Regions from separate parts of the Homo sapiens genome. Here region 2 is linked to region 1. Evidence: chromatin contacts called from ENCODE Hi-C or POLR2A ChIA-PET data. All regions are on one chromosome and are shown on one strand. The core of a region is the stretch at or near the end of the contact, and the rest is flanking DNA. Distances in the headings are between cores, read along the strand shown.

The links. A loop is a pair of places that touch in the nucleus more often than their neighbours do. ChIA-PET counts read pairs that join two places held with the same protein, here RNA polymerase II (POLR2A). Pooled maps may share reads with other maps.
Region 2: POLR2A ChIA-PET joins it to region 1 with 11 read pairs in activated CD4-positive, alpha-beta T cell. The contact joins two enhancer-like sites. A Hi-C loop is called at or near these places in 2 of 50 pooled maps. POLR2A ChIA-PET finds 5 or more read pairs at or near these places in 3 of 52 experiments (GM12878, activated B cell and activated CD4-positive, alpha-beta T cell).

Annotation. Positions count from the first base shown.
Region 1 is chr12:31,627,342-31,632,944 of GRCh38, reverse strand. It overlaps LOC124902913 (a long non-coding RNA gene), which reads left to right. Exons shown (of 2, transcript XR_007063269.1): 2 at 5,219-5,603. Among named protein-coding and RNA genes, the nearest start is that of ETFBKMT, 30 kb to the left of the region's middle. Within about 2 kb of position 2,729, at least 7 of the 41 ENCODE cell types and tissues checked have a DNase peak (open chromatin) inside an H3K27ac peak, as active enhancers do.
Region 2 is chr12:31,904,304-31,909,906 of GRCh38, reverse strand. No RefSeq gene overlaps it. Among named protein-coding and RNA genes, the nearest start is that of LINC02422, 20 kb to the right of the region's middle. RefSeq lists an enhancer at 2,787-2,936. Within about 2 kb of position 3,211, at least 3 of the 41 ENCODE cell types and tissues checked have a DNase peak (open chromatin) inside an H3K27ac peak, as active enhancers do.

The sequences.
Region 1 (5,603 bases), core at 1,480-3,979:
TATACGGTGTTTGGTTTTCTGTTCCTGTGTTAGTTTGCTGAGGATAACAGCTTCCAACTCCATCCATGTCCCTGCAAAGGACACAATCTCGTTCCTTTTTTTTTTTTTACCTCTTTTTTTAGAGAAAGAGTCTTGCTTTGTCTCCCAGGCTGGAGGGCAGTGGTGCAATCATAGCTCATGGCAGCCTCGACTTCCTGGACTCAAGCTATCCTCCTACCTCAGCCACCTGAAGAAAATAATTAGCTGTCTGGACAATTTTATCCTTTACCTCCAAGGCCTAAACAATACAGAAGTAAACTTTGGCAAGAAGAGCTTTGGTGGAGATGCTTCTGTAGTTCCTTTTCCCATTCAGAACCTAATGGTAGGATCAGGGTCTCTGCTGACCCGTCCCTGCCACTTTCAGGTGTACGTAAAGCCACAGGGACCTACAATGCCTGGGCTTGAGCTTTCCCAGCTGGGAAACTGAGGTGAAGAGGACTAACTTAGAGAGGTCTTTTCAGTATGGTAAAACATTAGCCCAAAGGAGATAATGCCTTCTCTGTAGAATGGGAGTTGCAGTGGAGGAGTTGGGAGAGTAAAGAAGAAAGAAGGCTGGGTGTGGTGGCTCACACCTATAATCTCAGCAGTTTGGGAGGCCGAGGCAGGTGGATCACCTGAGGTCAGGAGTTTGAGACCAGCCTGACCAACATGGTGAAACCCCATGTCTACTAAATACAAAAAACTAGCCGGGCGTGGTGGCACATGCCTGTAGTCCCAGCTACTCGGGAGGCTGAGGTAGGAGAATCTTGAACCCGGGAGGCAGAGGTTGCAGTGAGCTGAGATGGCGCCACTGCACTCCAGTGTGGGCGACAGAGTGAGGCTCCGTCTCAAAAAAAAAAAAAAAAAGAAGAAGAAGAAATGCTGGGCAGAAAAGAGGAAGCAATCCCAGGAGTGGCCTTTCCCGAACCAGCTGAAGTCAGAGCACCCTCCATTACGGGATGTATCCACGGGGAGACGCATGGGAAAGCATTGCGTTCAGGTGCGCAGATGGGGCCAAGCTTGTGTTGAAGCTCACCAGTCCCTTAGTTCATCTGCAGCGAGAGTCAGCTTTATGATTTGGGTTTACACACCCTAGGGAAGTGTGGTCTAGGTAAGAGGCCATTAGGAGGGGCTTATAGTAGGATTTGAGTTTATGTTAGATGACTTGGGGAAGGGCTGAGCCGAGCGAGGCCTGCTCTGGACTGGGTGCAGTCAGATAGTGTGGGCAATTTGGTGATTGAGTATCTTAATGATTTTTATTTAGAAAGTGGCAGGAACCAAGCCCCACTCAAAACCTCATTGATAAAGAAGCCTCAGCTGCTTATAGTAGCCAGGAAAGGGAGGTGTTTGGTCGCTTCTGTAGTTTACACAGTACGTGCACTTGTTTCTGTCTGTGCTGAGGGCATGGGCATGATTACACACTGGTCTCTTCTTTGTTTCACTCCATTGTGTTACGCATTGCTTTGCTGTGAAATGGTCTGTTTGGCAGGTGCACATTGTGGGGGAGAAAACATATTTTTTCCTTTTCTTTTTTAGGTTTTTAGTTGAGATACTCTCCTGAAAACAAAAGTTAGATTAACAAAAAAAAAAAAAAAGCAGAAATTTATTAATGCATGCAGTACCCATCACACGGGAGAGGCCTCAGTTCAAAAGTATTTCTCTCTCAAGGCAGTGGCTTAGGGGCTTTGCTTAAATCATAGTTTAACAAAGAGCCATAAATCCTACATAGTGACAAGATGAAAGAGAGAGCAGTTCCAGTCTTTTCAAAGGCGGAAAAATATGGTGTGATGGTTAATACTGAGTGTCAACTTGCTTGGATTGAAGGATACAAAGTATTGATCCTGGGTGTGTCCGTGTAGGTGTTGCCAAAAGAGATTAACATTTGAGTCTGGGCTGGGGAAGGCAGATCCACCCTTAATCTAGTGGGCACAATCTAATCAGCTGCCAATGAATATAAAGCAGGCAGAAACCATGAAGAGGTGTGACAGGCCTGGCCTCCCAGCCTACATCTTTCTTCCGTGCTGGATGCTTCCTGCCTTTGAACATCAGACTCCAAGTTCTTCATTTTTGGGACTTGGACTGGCTCTCCTTGCTCCTCAGCTTGCAGACAGCCTATTGTGGGAGTTTGTGACTGTGTAACTTAATACTTAATAAACTTCCCTTTATCTCTATCTATCCATGTATCTATGTATCTATCTACGTATGTATGTATGTATGTATGCATCTATCTATCTATCTATCTATCTATCTATCTATCTATCTATCTATCTATCTATCTCTTTCCTATTAGTTCTGTCCCTCTAAGAGAATCCTGACTAATACATGTGGGAAGAGAGTAAAATCTGTTCCCAGTTTCCGCTGGTGCCTGCTGGTGCCTTCTCTGGGCCAAAAAGCAAGTGCTGTCTCCAATAAGGAAGGATTTATGCCCCGCCATCAGGCACACAGAGGCTGAGGCACAGCGGTCCCCTGCGGTTTAGTGTCTTCAACTAACAATCCTCAATATTTTGGGGAGAAATATTTTGGTTTCCCTCAGTGTTCGGCAGGTGGACACCATACTCTGGCTGTTGTGCTTGGCTAATTCCCAGCTGACAGTTTCTTTTTCACACGCTTCTATCCAGAGATACCAGACACCGAAAGGAGCATTTCCAAGAAGCCGCCTCTTAGGAAAGCCCATAGCATGGTGATTACAAGCCCAACCATGGCCTCAGACTGACCTGCATTTGCGTCCCAGCTCTGTCACTCACTGGCTGTGTGACCTTGACTAATTTAACTGAGAGCCTCTGTTTCCTGTCTTATAAGACAGGGCTAAAAATAATACTTTCCTCTTATGGAAATTGGGAAAATTAAATGTGATAACAAACATAAAACACATAAAATAGTACCTAGCACATGATAAGCATTTAACTTAGGCTCTCTACCCATATCATTGTTTGTCAGAGGTCACATTCTCTTGGCAAGTCCCACTGCACTCTGGCAACCCATCCGGGGGCTGAGGAATCAAACAATATGCGGTTTCTATGGAATTCCTGGCGCTAGAAGGAGCTCAGAAGACGAGCTGATGGGTTGTCTTCCATTTCTGGTTTGTCAAATAAAAAAAATTCTGGATGTGGTAAAAGAGAGACCTTCATTCGAAGGAATTATTGCCAGGGCATTGCGGGGGTACTCCTGCAATGGAGGGAGGGGAATGCTGGGACTGGAAGGTCTGTAAACATCTCAAAGGTTGCAAAGGGTTTCTCTATGGTAGGAGGAAACAAGGCTAGGATGAACCAGATGTGGGAAGCAGATGAAAGAGTAACAAATCGAGCAAATTGGAATGTTTGGCCCTGAAGCCACCCTGTTCTCTGAAGGGGCTCAGGCCAAGGGTAAACAAAGTTCTGAGGCTCTGAGGAAGGAGAGAAGCCTAACCAAAGTTTGGGTAACATGTATTTTGCTCTAGTTCTTCAGTGAGGACAAGCAGTTCAGCTAATCATCTGTGAGGCAAAGAAAGGAAATTTTGAGGGTCTGTGTCTGGTCTTAACATAGGTAAAGAAGAAGAGCATCTGTGAGTCTTACTGAAGTGACATGTGGAAGGGTTGGGGGGTGGTCTTTGCAGTAAGCCCTTTTGCAGAACATGAAGGGTGGGGGATTTTCTTTCTTTCTTTCTTTCTTTCTTTCTTTCTTTCTTTCTTTCTTTTTCTTTTTTTTTTTTTTTTTTTGAGACTGAGTCTTGCTCTGTTGCCAGGCTAGAGTGCAGTGGCCTGATCTCGGCTCACTGCAACCTCCGCCTTCTGGGTTCCAACGATTCTTCTGTCTCAGTATCCTGAGTAGCTGGGACTACAGGTGCCTGCCACCACAACGGCTAATTTTTTTTGTATTTTTAGTAGAGACAGGGTTTCACCATGTTGGTCATGGCTGGTCTCGAACTCCTGACCTCAGGTGATCCTCTCACCTCGGCCTCCCAAAGTGCTGGGATTACAGGCGTGAGCCACCATGCCCAGCCCGGGTAGGGGATTTTTCTTTTTTTTTTTTTTGAGATGGAGTCTCGCTCTGTCACCCAGGCTGGAGTGCAGTGGCGCGATCTCGGCTCGCTGCAAGCTCCGCCTCCCGGGTTCACGCCATTCTCCTGCCTCAGCCTCCCGAGTAGCTGGGACTACAGGTTCCCGCCACCACGCCCGGCTAATTTTTTTTTGTATTGTTAGTAGAGACGGGTTTTCACTGTGTTAGCCAGGATGGTCTTGATCTCCCGACCTTGTGATCTGGGTGGGGGATTTCTTAACCTTCACTGTTCACCAGGCCCACAAGGCTCAGGTAAAATTCAACTTTGTCAGGTTACAAATCATGCATTTCCTATTTCTCAAATTGTATTTCAGATAAAAGAGTGAAATGTAGGCTTTAACACGACTTGAGGCACTTCTGGGTCCTTACATAGAGGGTCAGGACTATTTGGAAGAGGAAACTGGGGAAAGGGGCATGTTTATTTGTGACTCCCTTGCCAAGCTGCACCGTTTAGAACATAGGTGCTTGGGACTGTAGCTTGTGTGACTCTCTGACCTGCAAGTGATCAATGAGAAATAAAATGTAAAATGGGCCAGGCGCGGTGGCTCATACCTGTAATCCTAGCACTTTGGGAGGCCGAGGCGGCTGGATCACCTGAGGTCAGGAGTTCAAGACCAGCCTGGCCAACGTGGTAAAACCCCGTCTCTACTAAAAATACAAAATTAGCCGGGCATGGTGGTGCGTGTCTATAATCCCAGCTACTAGGGAGGCTGAGGCAGGAGAATCACTTGAACCTGGCGGCGGGGCAGTGTGGAGGTTGCAGTGAGCTGAGATTGCACCATTGCACTCCAGCCTGGGCCACAAGAGCAAAACTCTGTCTCAAAACAAAAACTAAAAAACGTAAAATGAGGCAACATCAGCACAAATGCTGAAACCAGACTTCGTTTCAACCCATATTGGTTGACCAGCTACTGAGGGCCTGCAGCTCTCTTTCCTGGTGCTTTGGCCAATTCCCTGTCTTTGGCTCAGCACTGAAATGCTGCTCACTGACAGACTTCCGCTTCAGGATTCTCTCTGCCTTCATGGATGTCTAAATGTTTTCCTGTGTTGCTTTGTCTGCCTCTCTTGGGAGAATTCAAACATCTTGCTTGCTTGCGTTGCAGGGCTTTCCATGCCAGTTTGCACCTATAACATCTCCCCCTCATTCTTTTCTCTCTTTTTATAGCCTTTTGTTCTGCAGTGACTTCACTTGAGGGCCACTAATTCATTCTGCAACAGAGCTGGGAAATCTTGGCATTCTTACCACTTGCAGTATTTCTGGAAGCCAGCCTGGATCTGGAGTAGATCCTGAGAGACCACCGCAGAGTCCTCAAGCCTGCCCCCACCCTGGGATGACCATGACCATCTTTTTTTTTTTTTTTTTTTTTTTTTGAGACAGTCTCCCTCTTGTCACCCAGGCTGGAGTGCAGTGGCATGATCTGGGCTCACTGCAACCTCCACCTCCCAGGTTCATGCAATTCTCTTGCCTCAGCCTCCTGAGTAGCTGGGATTACACGTGCCCGCCACCATGCCCGGCTAATTTTTGTAGTTTTAGTAGAGATGGGGTTTCA
Region 2 (5,603 bases), core at 1,962-4,461, 280 kb before region 1:
AGCTACTCTAGTCTCTGTAACTAACACAAGGCATAGTTCTATGATCCACTATTGCCTCTATAATCAATACAACTGTAAGGGTTTAAGGAAGAAGAAAGAAACACAAAAAGGGGCTCAATAATCACAGACAAGTGTATTTTGGAGAATAAACCTGAGAGGGGATTCTGGCTGGTTTAGGTCGGGGCCTTCTCTCTTATAGACTAAGAATATTTAAGGGTTTAGGGAGGGAGAGCTTATCGCAGATTTGGAATATTTCTGGGTGGAGGAGAGTTTTATTGTGGGGTTGGCATGTTTCTGGTCGGAGGGGGATTTATCTTGGGGTTGGAACATTTCCGGTTGGAGGTGTCATTTAATGGTCATGCTGACATTGGCCATTAGGGTGATGTTTCTGGGGCTGGATTAGGCGTTTTTTAATCAAGGGCAACTTAAAATGGCAGTGTTTGTCCAAGATGGTGATGCTCTTGCTCTGTCAATCCAGATCCTATAGTTATAGAAGGACAAGGGGCGGTGTGTTCTTTCTGGCTACTTCCTGCTAAGGGGAGGAGTGCGGAGAGTTCTTTGATCTCAGATTGACTGTAGGACTAATGCTGTCTGTAGATGTTTTTGGGTAGTTGTCTGTGAAATGGCCATGATCCTGTCAGTTAAAAATCTTTGAAAAAGGTTAATTAGGCAGGGTAAAAACATTAGTCCTAGGCACATCATTAGGAGAGGGCCCAGGAATGGGATGACCCATGTTGTGATTTTGTTCCAAAACCAACAATCTATTTGGTTGTTTTGGTATTCCCTTAGTCTTTTAGCCCTTTCTGTAAGTTTTTCAGCAGCATCTCTTACTAGGCTTGATTGGTTGAGGTATAGGCAACATTCCTCATCCAACGAGAGGCAGAGGCCATTTAAGATCTCCTTTTTCAGCCATTATAAGATCTAGTCCCCCTCTATTTTGGAGGATTACTCCAGCCAAGCAGTCTAGTTGGTCTTGGACTCTTATAAGACTTTGGGCTGTATCTTCTAAAGAACGCTGTAGTTCTGTTGAAAGAGCTTTAAAGTATGTTAAGGAGGTGGCCAATCTGCCTGCTCCCAATCTAAGTCCGGCGGTTATACCCAAGGTGGCCATCAAGGGAATGACATGGAAAGCCCTCCTCTTCCTAACATATTGGGCAGATGGAATGGGCAAAGGTTGACTAGGAGGAATTAGTCCAATGCAGGGAGAAAGATAAACTAGAGTACATGTTCTGGTACAGTTGGTGGGGAGACAAAGATATGTACTGGTTCCATATAAAAATAATAAGACTTGGCTGGGTGCGGTGGCTCACACCTGTAATCCCAGTACGTTGGGAGGCTGAGGCAGGCAGATCATGAAGTCAAGAGATCAAGACCGTCCTGGCCAACACGGTGAAACCCCGTCTCTACTAAAAATACAAAAAAAAAAAAAAAATAGCCGGGCTTGGTGGCACACGCTTGTAGTCCCAGCTATTCGGGAGGCTGAGGCAGGAGAATCACTTGAACCCAGGAGGTGGAGGTTGCAGTGAGCCAAAATTGTGCCACTGCACTCCAGCCTGGGCAACAGAGTGAGACTTTGTCTCAAAAAAAAAAATAAAATAAAATAAAAAATAAGCCTTGTTGTAAATATAGGCAGAGATATGGAAAGAAAGCAAGTGAATTAAGGCTGAAGTGTCTTTTCTTTCCTGTGGTTCATTACTCCAGATGGACAAGGAGGAGGCCAGAGAGACATCCACTATAGTAGAGATATAGGAAGAGTTATTCTTTATACATTTAATACAATCAGATGTTGCACCATTGATATTGAGCCATGAATAAAGCGGGCACTAGGGACAGCACAAATTAGGTCAGAGGCATCGGTTGAGGGAGAGGCTGTAAAACGAGCCAGTTGTGGAAATGCCCCATTTGCATCAGGTGATATGTGATAGTCAACTCGGTTAGTGTGATGGTCAGAGGGGTGTTTAACAATGATAGTGCATTGGTTAGGTGTTAAGGACCCTACAGGGAAATTTCCCTCACAGGCTGAAAAGCAAAGTGAGGCTTGTTGTAAAAGGGCGGTGTGTTTAGTTATGGGCCCTTCAATGGGAGGGCCTTGGGGCTTGAGGCATTGTAGGGAGTTGTAATAGGTTTGAAATGATTTGTTGGCTTGATTGGCCCTGGAAGGGGCATAATCACCTACCAGGGCGTCAGCTCTTTCAAAAAAGGAAGCTCCTTTTTGGAGTTTATAGATTATGGTTATGTTTCCTGTTAAAAGGTCATGAAAGGGTGTAGGAAGGGCTGTATAGGCTGAGGAAGACAGTGATAAGCACATCCAGGATTCTGGAGCAAAGGAAGAGTTAGCTTGCAGCATGAGGGATTGTGTAAGGTTTATAGAGCATTCCAGTTTGAGAGCAGTGAGGAGTGGTTGTATTGGTAAGGTTGATGTGATTACAGAATTTATATTGAAAGAAACAAGCAAAAGGAGAAAAAGGTTATTTGAGTAGGAGTAAAGTCCTGGAAAATTCCTTGAAGCCGTAAGTCCCATAGAATAGTAAGGAGCTGATCAGGATGGATAATGGGAGTTTCATAATGGTACCAATAAAGGTCTGTAACAAGATTGGTTGGGAAGCAATGAAAGTTTGAGAGAGAAAGAGACATAGCAGCTTATGTAAATTTCTCTTCCTTTTCCTCCAGGATTTGGTGAGGCGAAGGGAAGTGGGTCCTGTGGAGACACAAGAGAAGGCTGAAGGGGGTTTTGATTTGGTTGTTTTGGTATGTAGTGAAGTCTGTTGTCTTGAGAGATGTATAATGAAACCAGCTGGGGAGTCCCTGGGGTTTTGCTCCTGTGGTGTTGCAGGAATCAAGGGACAGAAGAGACCAATGGGTGGGACAGGAGGATTTATTAGGTGTGTACCAGCCCAGAGGATTAACATCCAAAGGCTGAGCCCCGAACAAAGACAGGGCTTGACTTTTATACATGCATCCAAAAGGGGGTTGGCTATACATGCATCCAAAAAGGGGCTCACCAGTTTGATGGTGCAAAACCTGTAGGGCGGGCAAGCAGGCTTACAGAAGCAGAACAAAGGCAGTTTGTGAAACAGTGACAGATTGTGCAACTTAAACATATCTTGTGACCTTATACAGAAGGAAAAACAGGAACTTACAAAACTTTGCAAAATAATTATGAGAATGGTAAGGGGGGAAGGGGAAGCTGAAAGAGGAGAAAAACTTGTTTTTCTCACCCCTGCTCCAAGATGGGAGGGAGAGGCTCTGGGGCTCATCCCTTGAGGGCCCTGGCTCTGCAGACAGGGCTATCAAAGCCCTGCCAGAGCCCTGCCTATCGCTGAGCCTCAAAGTGAGTTAGCCTAGTACAAGAAACTTTTTTTTTCCTGCTTAAGTGGGTGTAGTAAAGATGATCTGGTAAGACCCATTCCATTTAAGTGTGAGGGGAGGATTGAGGAGAGGACTGGGATCTTTTACCAGAACCCAGTCTCCTGGCTGTAGGAAGTGATTAGAGAAGTCGGCGATGGGTCGTGTCAGGTATTCGTCAGCATATTCCCAAATGAAATGGCAGATGGTATGTAGAAGTGGGGAAATGAGGCCAGGCACGGTGGCTCACACCTGTAATCCCAGCACTTTGGGAGGCTGAGGCGGGTGGATCACGAGGTCAGGAGTTCGAGACCAGCCTGGTCAATGTGGTGAAACCCCGTCTCTACTAAAAATACAAAAATTAGCCGAGCGTGATGGCATGCACCTGTAATTCCATCTACTTGGGAGGCTGAGGCAGGAGAATTGCTTGAACCTGGGAGGCAGAGGTCACAGTGAGCCAAGATCTTGCCGCTGCACTCCAGCCTGGGTCTCAAAAAAAAAACAGTAACAAAAAAGGTTTTAAAATTAGCTGGTTGCAGTGGTGTTTGCCTGTAGTCCTAGCTACTCAGGAGGCTGACGTGGGAGGATCATTTGAGCCCAGGAGTTCAAGGCTGCCGTAAGCTATGATCATGCCGCTGCACTCCAGCCTGGGTAACAGTGAGACCCCTGTTTCTGAAAAAGAAACAGAAAAACAAACCCCAAACAGCCAGTCTCTGTAACTGTGAGAAATAAATTTCTGTTATTTAAGTACTCAGCCTATGATATATTTGTTACAGCAGCCTAAACTGACTGAGACAACTACTAAGGCATTTAGTTTATTTACCTTTAATGAAATTAGTCTCAAAAAATCTATTGCCCTAGTTTATACTATCTTTCACTTCCTATTCTTTTTCTTTTGAGAGAGAGTCTCGCTCTGTCACCTAGGCTGGAGGGCAATGGTGTGATCTCGGCTCACTGCAACCTCCGCCTTCCGGGCTCAAGTGATCCTTTTGCCTCAGTCTCCTGAGTAGCTGGGATTACAGGCGTGTACCACCATCCCCAGCTAATTTTTATATTTTTAGTAGAGACGGGATTTTGCCATGTTGGCCAGGCTGGTCTCAAACGCCTATCCTCAAGTGATCTGCCAGCCTTGGCTTCCCAAAGTGCTTGGATTACAGGCATGAGCCACCATGCCTGGCCTTCCTATTTTTTTTTTTTGACTCTTTTTTGGTATTAATTATATTCTTCCTTGCTAGTTTGGAAGTTAAATACTCTATTCAGGTTTGAGATGCTTTTTTTGCCTTTTGTTTTTTGGGTTGATTTTTTTTGGTTGTTACCCTATAAGCTGCATTGTGATTACTTAAATTACAAAGTTAATCTATTTCTTTATCTCCTCCAGAACACAGACCTGTCATATGTTTTAATATTATCTTTTTTCTTTCAAATTTAACTATTACTAAACATTATCATTGTTTTATAGTTAATATTTTATACTTACCCAAAGTCTTTTTTACATGTTGTTTCTTCTTGTAGCTTCATTTAGGATCAATTTCCTTCTAGCTAAAATATATACTTTAGATTTTTCCTATAGGGAGAGTTTGCTGGCGAAAGAGTGAGTTTTATTTGTCTGAAACAATTTTATTTTGTCTTCATTAAAACAAATTTTAGGGCCGGGAGAGGTGGCTCACGCCTGTAATCCCAGCACTTTGGGAGGCCAAGTCGGGCAGATCACAAGGTCGGGAATTCGAGACCAGCATGGTGAACATGGTGAAACCCCGTCTCTATAAAAAATACAAAAATTACCTGGGCATCATGGCACATGCCTGTAATCCCAGCTACTCGGGAGGCTGAGGCAAGAGAATCACTTGAACCTGGGAGGCAGAGGTGGCAGTGAGCTGAGATTGAGCTCAAAAAAAAAAAAATTTAATTGGGTTTAGAATTCCAAATTTTCAGTTGCTTTTCCTCAGCAATTTGAAGATAACATTTCACTATCTTCCAGCTTACATTGTCTTTAAGCCAGCTGTCACTAACTCAGCTTCTTTTGAGATGATCTCCTTGCTGGCGCAGTAGCTCACACCTATAATCCCAGCACTTTGGGAGGCCAAGGTGGGTGGATCACCTGAGGTCAGGAGTTCGAGACCAGCCTGGCCAACATGGTGAAACCCCGTCTCTACTAAAAATACAAAAAAAAAAGTAGCTGGACATGGTGGTGGGTGCCTGTAATCCCAGCTACTTGGGAGGCTGAGGCAGGGAGAATCGCTGGAACCCGGTAGGCGGAG